3 separate regions of the Homo sapiens genome follow, and regions 1 and 2 are each linked to region 3. The links are chromatin contacts, found by Hi-C or POLR2A ChIA-PET in ENCODE. All regions are on one chromosome and are shown on one strand. Each heading gives the region's core, a stretch centred on a gene start or an enhancer-like site at or near the end of the contact. The rest is flanking DNA. Distances are from core to core; before and after follow the strand shown.

Region 1 (3,618 bases), core at 1,119-3,618, 110 kb after region 3:
TCATGAGATCAGGTGTTGGTTAAGTTTGTCATGTTAGGAGGCCTGAACTGCAGTGTTAACAAGGCTGCCTCTTTCCAGGCCAACTCCACCTTCATCACAATCTTCCTGGGGGCTGGTGGCACTGGAGTGACGATAAGCATTTTTGGCACACAACAAAGGGGGACTTGAGTGGAGATACATCCAGTCAGAGTTTATGGGATATTTTCTTTTTCTTTCTTTCTTTTTTTTGTTTTTCTGAGACAGCAGAGTCTTGCTCTGTCCCTAGGCTGGAGTGCAATGGTGCGGTGTCGTCGACTCACTGCAACCTCCGCCTCCCGGTTCAAGCAATTCTCCTGCCTCAGCCTCCTGAGTAGCTGGGACTACAGGCACGCACCACCATGCCCAGCTGATTTTTGTATTTTTAATAGAGACAGGGTTTCACCGTGTTGGCCAGGATGATCTCGATCTCTCAACCTCGTGATCCATCCGCCTCGGCCTTCCAAAGTGCTGGGATTACAGAAGTGAGCCACTGCGCCCGGCCACAAGAGATTATTTTCATTCAGTGGAAGCACATCCTTGCTGGCCGGCTGAGGCTGTTGAGTCCTTAGCCGAACGGAGCTTGGTGCTGGAAGTCGGCGGGAAACAGAGAAGCAAGGTTTGTATGGACGGAGCCATCAGTGTGTCCCCAAGGTTCTTCCAATCATCCGGTGTGAAAAACGGTAAGCAGAAGACTCAACTTCCCACTGCCTGGTTAGAATTACAGTTGTCTCCTCCGCGGAGTGCATTTGCTAATGCAGCATTTCCAATTTAATACAGCATTTATGTATGTTTTCTTTTTGGATGGAGACTGCATTTATCAGGTTCCTTGTTTGTGGAGCATCTATTCAAAGCCCGGAAGTCAATACTATGATTAGGGCCTGCGGTGGCTCAAGCCTGTAATCCCAGGCTTTGGGAGGCCGAGGCGGGAGGATCACGCGAGCTCAGGAGTTCCAGACCGACGAGCCAGGGCGGCACGGAGACCCCATCTCTACCCCACAAAATACAAAAATTAGCCAGGCGTGGGGGCCGCGCCTATAGTCCCATCGCTTGAGCGCAGGACGTCGAGGCTGCAGTGAGCTGAGATCTCAATGTTGTGCTCCAGCGTGGGCCACAGAGTGAGACCCTGTCTATAAAAATAAAAATCCTAAAAAAGTTGTTCAATGATAATGTATAATGACCTTTCTCATTATACAAAACGGCTGGAAAATAGGGTATTACAGAATTATTGTCATATAACATATACACTTTATACATTACAGAAAATAAACATCATGCAAAACCATTCATTTTTGCAACCGATGTTTTCACAGTTTTCCATTCTTTTTCTTTTTTTTTGAAACGCAGTTTCATTCTTGTTGCCCAGGCTGGAGTGCAATAGCGCGATCTCGGCTCACCGCAACCTCCGCCTCCCGGGTTCAACTGATTCTTCTGCCTCAGCCTCCCCGAGTAGCTGAGATTACAGGTGCCCGCCACCACGTCCGGCTAATTTTGTATTTTTAGTAGAGACGGGGTTTCTCCATGTTGGTCAGGCTGGTCTCGAACTCCCGACCTCAGGTGATACGCCCGCCTCGGCCTCCCAAAGTTCTGGGACTACAGGCGTGAACCACCGTGCCCGGCTTGCGTTCTTTTTCTTAAAGAGTCCCACCTGCGGATCACGAGATCAGGAGATCGAGACCATCCTGGCCCGTCTCTACTAAAAATAAAATAAAATAAAATAAATAAATTAGCCGGGCGTGGTGGCTGGCGCCTGTAGTCCCAGGTACTCGGGAGGCTGAGGCAGGAGAATGGCATGAACCCGGGAGACGGAGTGAGCCGAGATCGCGCCACGGCACCCAGCCTGGGCGATAGAGCAAGACTCCATCTCAAAAAATAAAAGTTAAAAAAAAAAAAGTGTCCCACCCCACGCTGCGTTTCGGGCCCCACGGCCCTGGTCCTCGAGCGCAGGTCCCAGCCGCGCAGGCGGCAAAACAAAGGGGGGCGGCCGCACGGCTAGAGCGGAGACCCCGCGCCCCCTCCGCCCGCGTGGCCCGGCCGGGGTGCGGGGCCCGGGGAGGCACGGGGGCTGCGCGTCGGGGCGCAGCCGCCGCCCGCGTGTGCTCGGAGGCCGCGGGGCCCGGGCTCCGGGGTCCTCCCGACCTGCAGCCCCAGCGGCTACCGCGCCTCGCCAGGCCAGGCCAGGCCCCGACGTCGCCTTCCCTACGTCGCCGGCGCCCGGCCACGACGTCCCTCAGACGAGCCGAACGCCGAATGGCCCCGAGCACGGGAAGTGCCCGCCCCCCGCGTGCAGCCAGCCAATGGGACGCCGAAAGCGGGGAGGTGCCGAGGGGACGTAGCGTCGCCGCGCCAGGTCTCTAGCAGCTGCCGCTGAGCCGCCGGACGGACGCTCGTCTTCGCCCGCCATGGCCGAGAGCGACTGGGACACGGTGACGGTGCTGCGCAAGAAGGGCCCTACGGCCGCCCAGGCCAAATCCAAGCAGGTGCTTTGCTGACTGAGGAGCGGCCGGGCCGGGCGGGGCGGACGCTGGGCCGGGGCCACGGACCGTGGGGCAGGGGGCTCGGGGAAGGGCAGGCGGGGCCTGGGACAGGGCGCAGGGGACGGGGACAAGGCTGGGGTGCCGGGGGCAGGACGGGGTTCGAAGGGCGGGGCGAATCGCAGGGGTAGGAGGACCGGGCCAGGACAGGGGTGGGAAGGTGGGGGGCGGACCCAGGAGGGGATGGACGGACCCAGGAGGCAGGGGGCGGGCGACTGGAGGAGGAGAGGAGCAGGGAACCGGACGGGGCAAGGGGCAGGCGATAGGGCCGGGACCAGTGCCAGGGTGGGGCGGGGAGGGGATAGGGGCAGGGACTGTTGGTGGGGACAGGTGTGAGGACAGAGGCAGGAGGTGGGGACGGGGACGGGGACAAGGCTGGGGGCCTTGTGTGAGGATAGGGGACAGAGAACCAGGGTGGGCACTGGGAACGGGGGCAGGGATGGAGATGGGGACAGGGCTTGGAAGAACAGGGTAGAGTGGGGTACAGGGCTTAGGACAGGGGTGGGGACTGGGGCAAGCAGCAGGAACCAGCGATGAAGGTGGGGAATTGGGGTTGGGATAGGGCTGGGGGCCATTGGACAGCAGTTGAGGGCCTGGGGCGGGAGACTGGGTGACGGGGCAGAGGTTAGTGACCTGAGTGGGAGCTGGGGACAGGGGGTAGGCTCCTCCCTGAGAGTTTTCTCTCTGCCTGGGACCTGCTTGGTTCTACTGGTCTCCGCTGGTCAGATACTGCCCAGGGAGCCTGCCTGGGTGCATCACAGGCTGTAGAGAGTGCCTGCTTCAGGGGACCCCATGAGCAGGTGGACCCTGTTGCACAGGTGGAAGATGGGCGTGCCCTGAACAGTACTTGTGGAAGGAGATTACCAATGTGGCTGATGGATCCGAGGGTCAGTTGTGAGTCTGATGTAATAGGGAGGACAGTTTAGTCACCGCCTCTGCCTCATTCGTACCCTCAGGTGGCCTAGGGCTGAAGCCTTTGAGGCCAGTTGGGCCAGGATGCGCTGGGGCTCTGGTGACAGGGATTCATTGGTCTGCCCTACCCTTACTGGTTGCACAGTCAAAACCAAAT
Region 2 (3,896 bases), core at 955-3,454, 110 kb before region 3:
ATTTGCTCAAAGTACCTGTGACGAAATCTCAGGTAAGTTCTCAGGGTCGGTGTCCGCCTTCTGAGGAGCTGGTAAGACGGGTGGATTTGCTGGTTTTAACCCAGCAATTTCTGGCCTCATCTTCTGCTCTTCCTCTAGCCTGAAAGCCAGAGCTGAATAACAGAAGCTATTTTATTTCAAATATGCCACAAGGCCTACAAGAGATTTAAACTGCTTTATAAAAACACTTGGCAGGCACTATCCATTACAAATCAACATTATGATACCTGATAGTCACTGAAATGAATTCAACAATGTCCCAAGGGAATGAAATCTTTTTCAAAACACTTGGCAGTTTGTGTCCTTGTCCATAACACAGAACCCCACATCTTTTGCCTTCCTATTTTCCATTCAGGGACGTTCAGCATGTGGCAGGTGGGCAGGAGCCCTTTAGCTTTGCTCCAAAGAGAAGCATCTTAGACCAAGTGAGAAGAGATTCTCCACATCCTCACCAGAACTCTGCCTGGTCTTTTCCAAACACACGCTAATGAGTGCTACGAAATTTGTGTGGTTATTTAGGCTGAGTGTTCAAGCCCACCAGCTGACTTACTCTATAAGGGAGGCTGGACATATCAGTACTTACACCAGAGACCTAGAAAGTAGTCAGACAGCATCAAATTAACATCTGTGTTCTAGCCAGGTGGTTACATACAGCTCTACCTTTCTCTTTATCTTGATTTCTTGCCAATTCGTTGCCATATATGCCTCCTGGAGCTGTTTAAGGTAGAATGCAAGATTGCTTCTGCCCAATCAACCCTCAACACAGATATCGTTTTCAAGTACACGTGTTTCTGATACCTTTCCAATGGTCAGCCAAGTTGATGTAGAAGAGGAGTCCACAGAAAAGCAGAAAGGCAAGGAGGAAGAGAATCATATTCCGCTGCAATCTCGACAGTTGCTTCCATTTCTAAGGGAGGTACAGAGAATGACATTTCTTACTGAATATATCACACGGAACGTCTCAACTGTCACAAACTGTGAGGACAATAAGGAATTCTTCTGGAAGATCCAGTGTTCAGCTCTATTTCTTTTTTTTTTTGGAAACAGGGTCTCATTCTGTTACACCTAGGCTGGAGTGTAGTGGGTGGAACGCGGGATGAGCCACCGTGCCCGGCCAGCTCTATTTATTTTGAATGGGGAGAAGTTCCCTCTCAGCAGGGAGTAGGAACATTGCTGGGACAATACTACAGATGTCGTTAATACAGTGGTGCAGATGAGACGAGGATAAGAAAAAAGCAGAAACATTTCTGTCACATTTCATCAACAGTGGAGAAAGACTCCTGCGACTCCCACAGATGTAGCCCAGGCACCGCCCAGGCGATGCACAGTCCGCATGTGGTTATCAATGCCCTTCGGCCTGAGACCACCACGAACAGACCAGGAGCCAATCAAGAGGGGCTCATTTCTCACTGTACCGAGGGGAGCATACACCACGGGGAACCTCCGGTTTCCGCTCCAAGAGGGGCAGGCGCCTGGGCCAGGACCTTGCAGAAAAGCGAACGAAGCCCAGAAAACCTGCTGGGGCTCTGAGCCCTCTTCCCACCACCGCCCCGCAGAATTTGGGCCGCTGAGACCGCTGCAGGCGAGCCGCCCACGGCTGCCCCAACCAGGAACGCACATTTGCCCCTTTTTGCGGGGAAGGGGTGGAGAGGGCGGCGCCTGGGGAGTCGAGTCCGCCCGCCCAGGTCCCGCTCGGAGCCGCAGTCTGGGAGGGCGGCGGGCACGGCAGCCCCGGGCCCCAGTCAGCCCGGCGCGACCCTCACCCTCCAGCACGAGCGCCGCCGCCAACTCTTGCTGTTGTCATAGTTCTCGCCAAAGCTCAGCGTCACCGAGATGAAGTCCCGATGAGGCGGCGGCGGCGGCGGTGGGTACATGACTACAGTGGTGGCGACGGCCCAAGGGGCCCCGCCCACTGGCGGCGTCAGGAAGTCCGACTGAGAGGAACCGAGAGCTCCGCTTCTCCTGCCCTCGCAGGCAGCCATCGCAGCGCCGTCAACAGCCCGCCCATCACACGGATACGCGACTGCGCGTGCGCTGCGTCTCTATGCGGCCAGTGCGCCCGCGCCTGTCTCCGCTGCGCTCCAGCGTACGGGGCTGCGTCCTACGGCGACTGCGTCAGACAACTGCTGCGACTCCGCCCTGCCCTCAGGTTCATTGCGCATGCGTCCGGCAGCGCCTGCCCAGGTGTGCTACGAGCGTAGCTGTAGCAACGGGGCGGGCCTTGGTTCGCCTGGGGCGTGGTCGCTGTCTGGGGCTCCCACGTGGTTCGCCTCATGGGCCTGGAGCTGGGCTTCTCTCGCCTCCTGTCGTCTGGCTGCACCGACTTTGCCCACGCCCTCACGGGAGACGCAGACACTAGGGACCCGGGGAGGCGCCCGGGCGGGGCCGCCATGTTGGCAGAGAGTCCCAGCGTCCCGCGCCTCGGTTCCGGAACCCGCGGCGCGGGGATGGAGCTGGGCTGCCCTTGGGCGCCGTCCTGGGCTGGTGCCCACCCTGGCCGCGTGGTCACCGGCAAGAAGCCCAGGGCCTCACCCAGGCGTGGGGGCCGGGGGAAGGACCGGACCCTCCCGAAGTCGCGGACCAGGCCGGGCGGCACCCGGGCTGGGGTGGCTGCTACCCCGAGCTAAGCTGGCTGCGCCGCATCTCACGGTCCCCGGGGCCCGAGCGCTGCGCCTGGACCGGCGCCGAGCGAGGCGGCCAATCGGCCGGCTGGACCCACAGTCCCCGCGCCATAGGCGGGTCGGGGCTTTCAGACCCGGCTCCCAGCCCTCGAACTCGGTAACCTTGGAGGTCAGCTTGAGATGACTGCGCTTCCTGCACGCGTTGTCCTCCCCAGAAACGCCCAAAATGGCAAAGCGGCGTCCGTGGCCGCCCGAGGCCCTCCCTGCCTGGGTTCTCCCCAGCCGAACCTCACGCCCGGCCCCTCCTTCATTCTCTCCTGGCCAGGCTGCTCCTGCCCTTGGGCGAATCCGCTGCGTCCCACGGTCCTGACTGTGGCATTTCTGCGTGTCTGGAGAGCTCCCCCGGCAGCGACGTCCTGCTTAGCACGTGGCTCGTCTAACTCTGTTCCCCTGGCCTCCTGCTCTTCTAGGGGTCATCTTTAGGTTTCTGCTGGTCTCTGCCCCCTGTGACACTTGCTGGTACCCAAATGAAGTCGTTTATGTCACACTCTAACAAGAGGCCCTGAAGAAGCCCTCACAAAAACATTAGCAACGGAGCGCCTGCGGCAAACCCTTCTAACCTTTGGTCTTTATGGTTTCAAAGCAGTTTATGGGAACTTCTCTTTTTTAAAAGATTCCCCTTGGGGCCAGGCGCGGTGGCTTCTGTAATCCCAGGACTTTGGGAGGCCGAGGCAGGTGGATCACTTGAGGTCAGGAGTTCAAGACTAGCCTGGCCAACATGGTGAGACACCCGTCTCTACAAAAAACACAAAAAAATTAGCAGGGCATGGTTGGTGGCAGGCACCTGTAGTCCCAGCTACACGGGAGGCTTAGGCAGGAGAATTCCTTGAACCCAGGAGGTGGAGGTTGCAGTGAGCCGAGATGGCACCACTGCACTCCAGCCTGGGCAACAGAGCAAGACTCTGTCTCAAAAAAAAAAAAAAAAAAAAAAAAGAAATTTCCCGTGGGCGGGGCACAGTGACTCATGCCTGTAGTAATCCCAGCACTTTTGGAGGCCAAGGTGGGCAGATCCCCTGAGCTCAGGAGTCCAACCTGGGCAACATGGTGAAACCCCTGTCTCTACAAAAAATAAAAAAATGAGTCCAGTGTGGTGGTGTGCACCTGTGGTCCCAGCTACTCTGGAGGCTGAGGTGGGAAGACCACCTAAGCCCCAGGAGGTCGAGGCTGCAGTGAGCC
Region 3 (4,064 bases), core at 1,129-3,628:
AAGGGGTGCACCTGTGGGCTTTGGGGGCACTCAGCCCCTCGGCTGGCCCGGGATGCTCCCCCACCCGGCTGCTCTCCAGCCAGTGCCCTGCTCTCGCCTGCACAGCCTGTGAACCCTGTCCCCAAACCAGAATCTGGGGGAGCCAGGCTCAGAAAACCAGGATTCCTGGTGCAGCCGCAGAAGTCGCTGCCAGAACCGGAAGTGAAGAGGTTTCCCCGTGGGAGCCATTCCCCAGGTGGGAGTGAGGAAACCCCTGGGTCCTGGGGAGGAGAATTGGGAGGAGGCATATGGAGGGGCCTTGGGGGGCTGCTTATGTGGGGAAAACTCCAGAGGGCAGGGAAGGGGCCTGACAAGACAATGGTGGGCTCCAGAGAGGATCCAACCCCCTGGAGGAAGGGTCTCTCTGTCCCTAACACTTGTGCATGGGTAGTCACGCCCAGGCCTGGCCTTTGCCTCTGACGCTGGTGGGGCAGCCATCACCTCCCACCCCATGGATCTCCGCGGCAGGGGGCTGGCCCAGAGTCGTCCCGGCAAGTGTCGCCCCCAGGCTGGGCCCAGGGGGCCGGTGGAGGCCCCACTCACGGGGACTCCGGTAGCTGTAGGAGCCGAGGGACCCCGCGGGCTGCAGCAGCATGGTTCGGGTCTCACACTGGTTTTTCCTGTAGGTGGGTGACCTCAGGGTCAGGGGTTAGGCCCGAGGGTGTCCCTGGACCTCTCCGTCCCAGAAACCCACCTGCCCGCTGTCCCACCTGAGGAAGGTGGAGGTCAGGTTGAGGCCACCATCCGTGGCAGGGGCCACCACAGACTTGCACATGGACAACGCCGCCTTCTTCTCCCGGAGCCAGCTCGAGTTGGAGGCGAGGCCCGCGCTGAACCAGCGCCCCAGGAACTGCGGCGAGCGACCCCCACCCGCGTCGGCCAGGACCCTCCGGACCCACCTGCGCCTACCTGCGGGGGCGCCTCTGCCGTCTACTCCTCCGGTCTCCAACCCGGCCCCGCCCCCACGCCCAATCCCCCGAGCAGCCACGCCCCTCACGCCCCGCCCCAGGAACTGACCCCCGCCCCTCAATCCCCGCCCCAGGAGATGACCCCGCCCCTCACATCTCCGCCCCAGGAGCTGACCACGCCCCTCACATCCCCGCCCCAGGAGATGACCCCGCCCCTCACATCCCCGCCCCAGGAGCTGACCACGCCCCTCACGACCCCGCCCCAAGAGCTGGCCCCGCCCTTCATGTCCACAACCAGGGAACTGACCGCGCCCCTCACGCCCCATGCCCCCCTAGGAGCTGACCCCGCCCCTCACGTCCCCGCCCCAGGAGCTGACCACGCCCATCAGGCCCCCGCCCCGCCCCGGGAGGTGGCCCCGCCCCTCACGCCCCGCCCCAGGAGATGACCACGCCCCACTTCCCCCTCCCCCGGAGATGGCCCCGCCCCTCACGCCTCAGCCCCAGAAGCTGGCCACGCCCCTGACACCCAGCACCCCCGTCTGGCCACGCCCCTCCCGAGGACAGTCCCTCACCCTCGCACGCCGCCCACCAGCCAGCTTCGGCCCCTCCGCCCCCGGTCCCGATTCTGTGCCCTGGCTGAGCGCCTGGCCCATACAGCGGGCGGCAGAGGACGTCGCATTCCTGGCGGGGATCGGGGCGGGTCTTCGGCTCAGCTCTGCGGACCGCTGGGGTTCTCCTCGACGCCAGGGAGGGGCGCGCGGCGCGGGGACCCGCGCTCCGGCGCTTCCCCGAGCAGCTCCCGGGCGAGAGCGCGCGTCGCCGGCTGTCTGTGCGGTGCGCGTCCCTCCCAACCCCCACCGCGCACGGAGTGTTTGTCGCCATCCCTGTGCCCCACCCGCCCGTGTCCTGGCACCCAGGTGTGGAACGTGCGCTCGTGTGTCCTCTGGGGGTCGCGTGCCCACAGGGGTGGACGTGTCTGGCTGGCGTGGGCGCGTGTGTGGCCCGGTGTCTGCGTGGCCCATCAGGGGAGACGGGACGCGGTGCCCAGGGAGGGCTTCTCGCGGGCAGCCTCCTCGGGCGGCTACCCAGCCTCCTTCCTGCGCGCCCGCTCAGTCCCTGGCCGGCACTGCCCGGCACTGCGGGACTTCGCTCACTCCTCCCAGGGGGAAGACCCAGCCGGAAAGTGCCCTTCCCCTGACAGGGTCCTGTAGCCCTTGGGGATGACGCAGGAAAGCCCCTCACCTTGTCCTGCTGGAAGTTGGGCTGCACGGAGACCTGGGCCTCCGGTGCTGCCTGCAGGTCGCCCAGCACCCCCAGCAGGGCCAGTCCCATCCACAGTGTGTGATGAGTAGCCATTCTCCTGCAGCAGAGCGGGTGTCCGGGGCCTGGTGCCAGTGGTGTGGGAGAGCGAGGGAGGTGTGCAGGAGGAGCGGAGGGCACTGAGGAGACCCCTATTTATGGGCCAGGCTTGGCCTCCACCCAGGGCCCGGGGACAGCCCACTGAACACTCGTGATGCTGGGGGATGGGGTGGCCAGGCACAGCTGCAGCCTCGTCCCCCACAGGGCGCTTATGCAAGAGGCCTGGGCCTGCTGCCCCAGCTGAGGCAGCGTGGGGGTGAGGCAGAGGCCCCTGCCCACTGGTCCCAGAGACAGAGCTGGCAGGGACCTTGCCCACCCTCCTCCTGCTGGCAGGGCCCACCAACCCAGCGGCCCTGATAGGGCAGGGGCTGTGTTCCTCAGCCATGCCCGCCTCCGAGGCCTCTGGTGACTTCCCACTGGGGGCCAGGACCCACATCTCACAGCCCCTACCATCATTCCCTTTCCGAGCCCTGCCACCCCAGAAGGGGACACAAGCCCCACTTCCACCCTGAGAGTTTGGTCCTGAAACGCCCAGCAAGTGAAGTGTTGATGAGAAGCTCAGGCCAAGGTAGAGAAACTTGATCTGGCCCGCAGGGTCCCGAGGGCCAGGTTTGCTGGGCATGGCTTCCCCCATGGCCAGCTGTTGGGGCTCTGATAGTGACCCCTGGGTGCCCATTTCAGCCTGGGGCACCTTTGGGCTTGAGCACAGGCCCTATCCCTTGCCAGAGGCCCCAACTTCCCCCAGCAATCCCCCCACCCCAAGTCTGCCCCCCGCCGAGTCTGGGCCTCCCCACCCCGAGTCTGGTCCAGACTCGGGAGCACCCCGTGGGGCTGTCCTGTTACCCCAGCGCTGCACCCAGCTCCTTGGGCCCCTCCAGCTCGTTGGCCCTGGCTGGGGCCCTGTCACAGGCCGTCACAGGCAGGCACATGTGGTGGGCCCTCTCTGGATTCTGTTGGGACTGAGCTTCCCTGGCAGGCGTGGTGGGTGAGCGCTGCCGCTGGTCTGAAGGTGAGCCCGGGTGGGGAGCTGGGAAATGTACATGAGAGCAGGAGTGAGTCGGATGGGGTGGGGTGGTGAGCTTCTACGGGGCTGCTGGCGACCACTGGGGGCCGGAGCCCGTCTTCTTCCTGGATTCTGTGGCCCATCCCTTGCTGGGGGCGCACGAGCCCTGGGAGTGGGCTGGTGTGGACTGCTTCCTTGTTCCCCTTCCCCAGTGCCCGGGGGTCAAGGAGCCCAGACTGGGGGAGGCGCATGCCTATGTAGCAGCAGGGGCTAGTGGGCAGCACTGGTGTCAGGGCTGGTGGGGGTGGCCGGGTAGCATCCCAGGCAGAGGCCAAGGTGAGGGAGTGAGTCCCAGGGAGCCGGGAGGCACCTGAGAGGCAGGGAGAAGGAGGGCAGCGGTGCAGGGGGGCCAAGGCAGTCCTGAGAACCCACTCCTCCACCTGGACCTCCTATCAACCCCTGCCTGAAGCAGCAGCGTGCTGCTAGCTCAGATGCCATCTGTGCCATGGGCTGAGAGGGAGAGTCTGTTGGAACAGATAGGGGTGGGGTGCCTAAACCCGGGACCCCGCGTGGCCCGCAAGCCTGGCTCAGCTACAGAGCTGGGGGCTGCCGTCAGGACAGGGGAGGGGCAGGAAGAGAGTTGCGGCTGGGATATCACCACAAGACTGGCCTCCTGCCCGCTGCCAGCTGAGTCCTGGCTGTCATTCCACTCTGGTGGGGCTGGTGGCTCGCTGACTGGCCTGGCTGGAGGTCCC

What was found. A loop is a pair of places that touch in the nucleus more often than their neighbours do. ChIA-PET counts read pairs that join two places held with the same protein, here RNA polymerase II (POLR2A). Pooled maps may share reads with other maps.
Region 1: a loop to region 3 is called in a pooled map, with 3 times the contacts of the local background. The contact joins the promoter of EDF1 here to the promoter of PTGDS in region 3. A Hi-C loop is called at or near these places in 5 of 50 pooled maps. POLR2A ChIA-PET finds 5 or more read pairs at or near these places in 8 of 52 experiments (A549, BJ, H1 and 5 more).
Region 2: a pooled map shows a loop between it and region 3 (3-fold over the local background). The contact joins the promoter of MAN1B1-DT here to the promoter of PTGDS in region 3. A Hi-C loop is called at or near these places in 3 of 50 pooled maps. POLR2A ChIA-PET finds 5 or more read pairs at or near these places in 5 of 52 experiments (GM12878, T-cell and WTC11).

What each region holds. Positions count from the first base shown.
Region 1 is chr9:136,865,058-136,868,675 of GRCh38, reverse strand. It overlaps EDF1 (endothelial differentiation related factor 1), which reads left to right and starts at 2,368. Exons shown (of 5, transcript NM_003792.4): 1 at 2,368-2,495. The coding sequence starts at 2,418. RefSeq lists silencers at 2,067-2,376, 2,477-2,666.
Region 2 is chr9:137,085,125-137,089,020 of GRCh38, reverse strand. MAN1B1-DT (MAN1B1 divergent transcript) reads left to right here and starts at 2,204. Exons shown (of 1, transcript NR_027447.1): 1 at 2,204-3,896. MAN1B1 (mannosidase alpha class 1B member 1) reads right to left here and starts at 2,036. Exons shown (of 13, transcript NM_016219.5): 1 at 1,803-2,036; 2 at 838-946; 3 at 16-152. The coding sequence starts at 2,021. RefSeq lists silencers at 1,673-1,902, 2,453-2,682 and an enhancer at 1,883-2,112.
Region 3 is chr9:136,975,818-136,979,881 of GRCh38, reverse strand. It overlaps PTGDS (prostaglandin D2 synthase), which reads right to left and starts at 2,378. Exons shown (of 7, transcript NM_000954.6): 1 at 2,190-2,378; 2 at 750-889; 3 at 583-659. The coding sequence starts at 2,303. It also overlaps LOC124902312. RefSeq lists an enhancer at 339-1,318.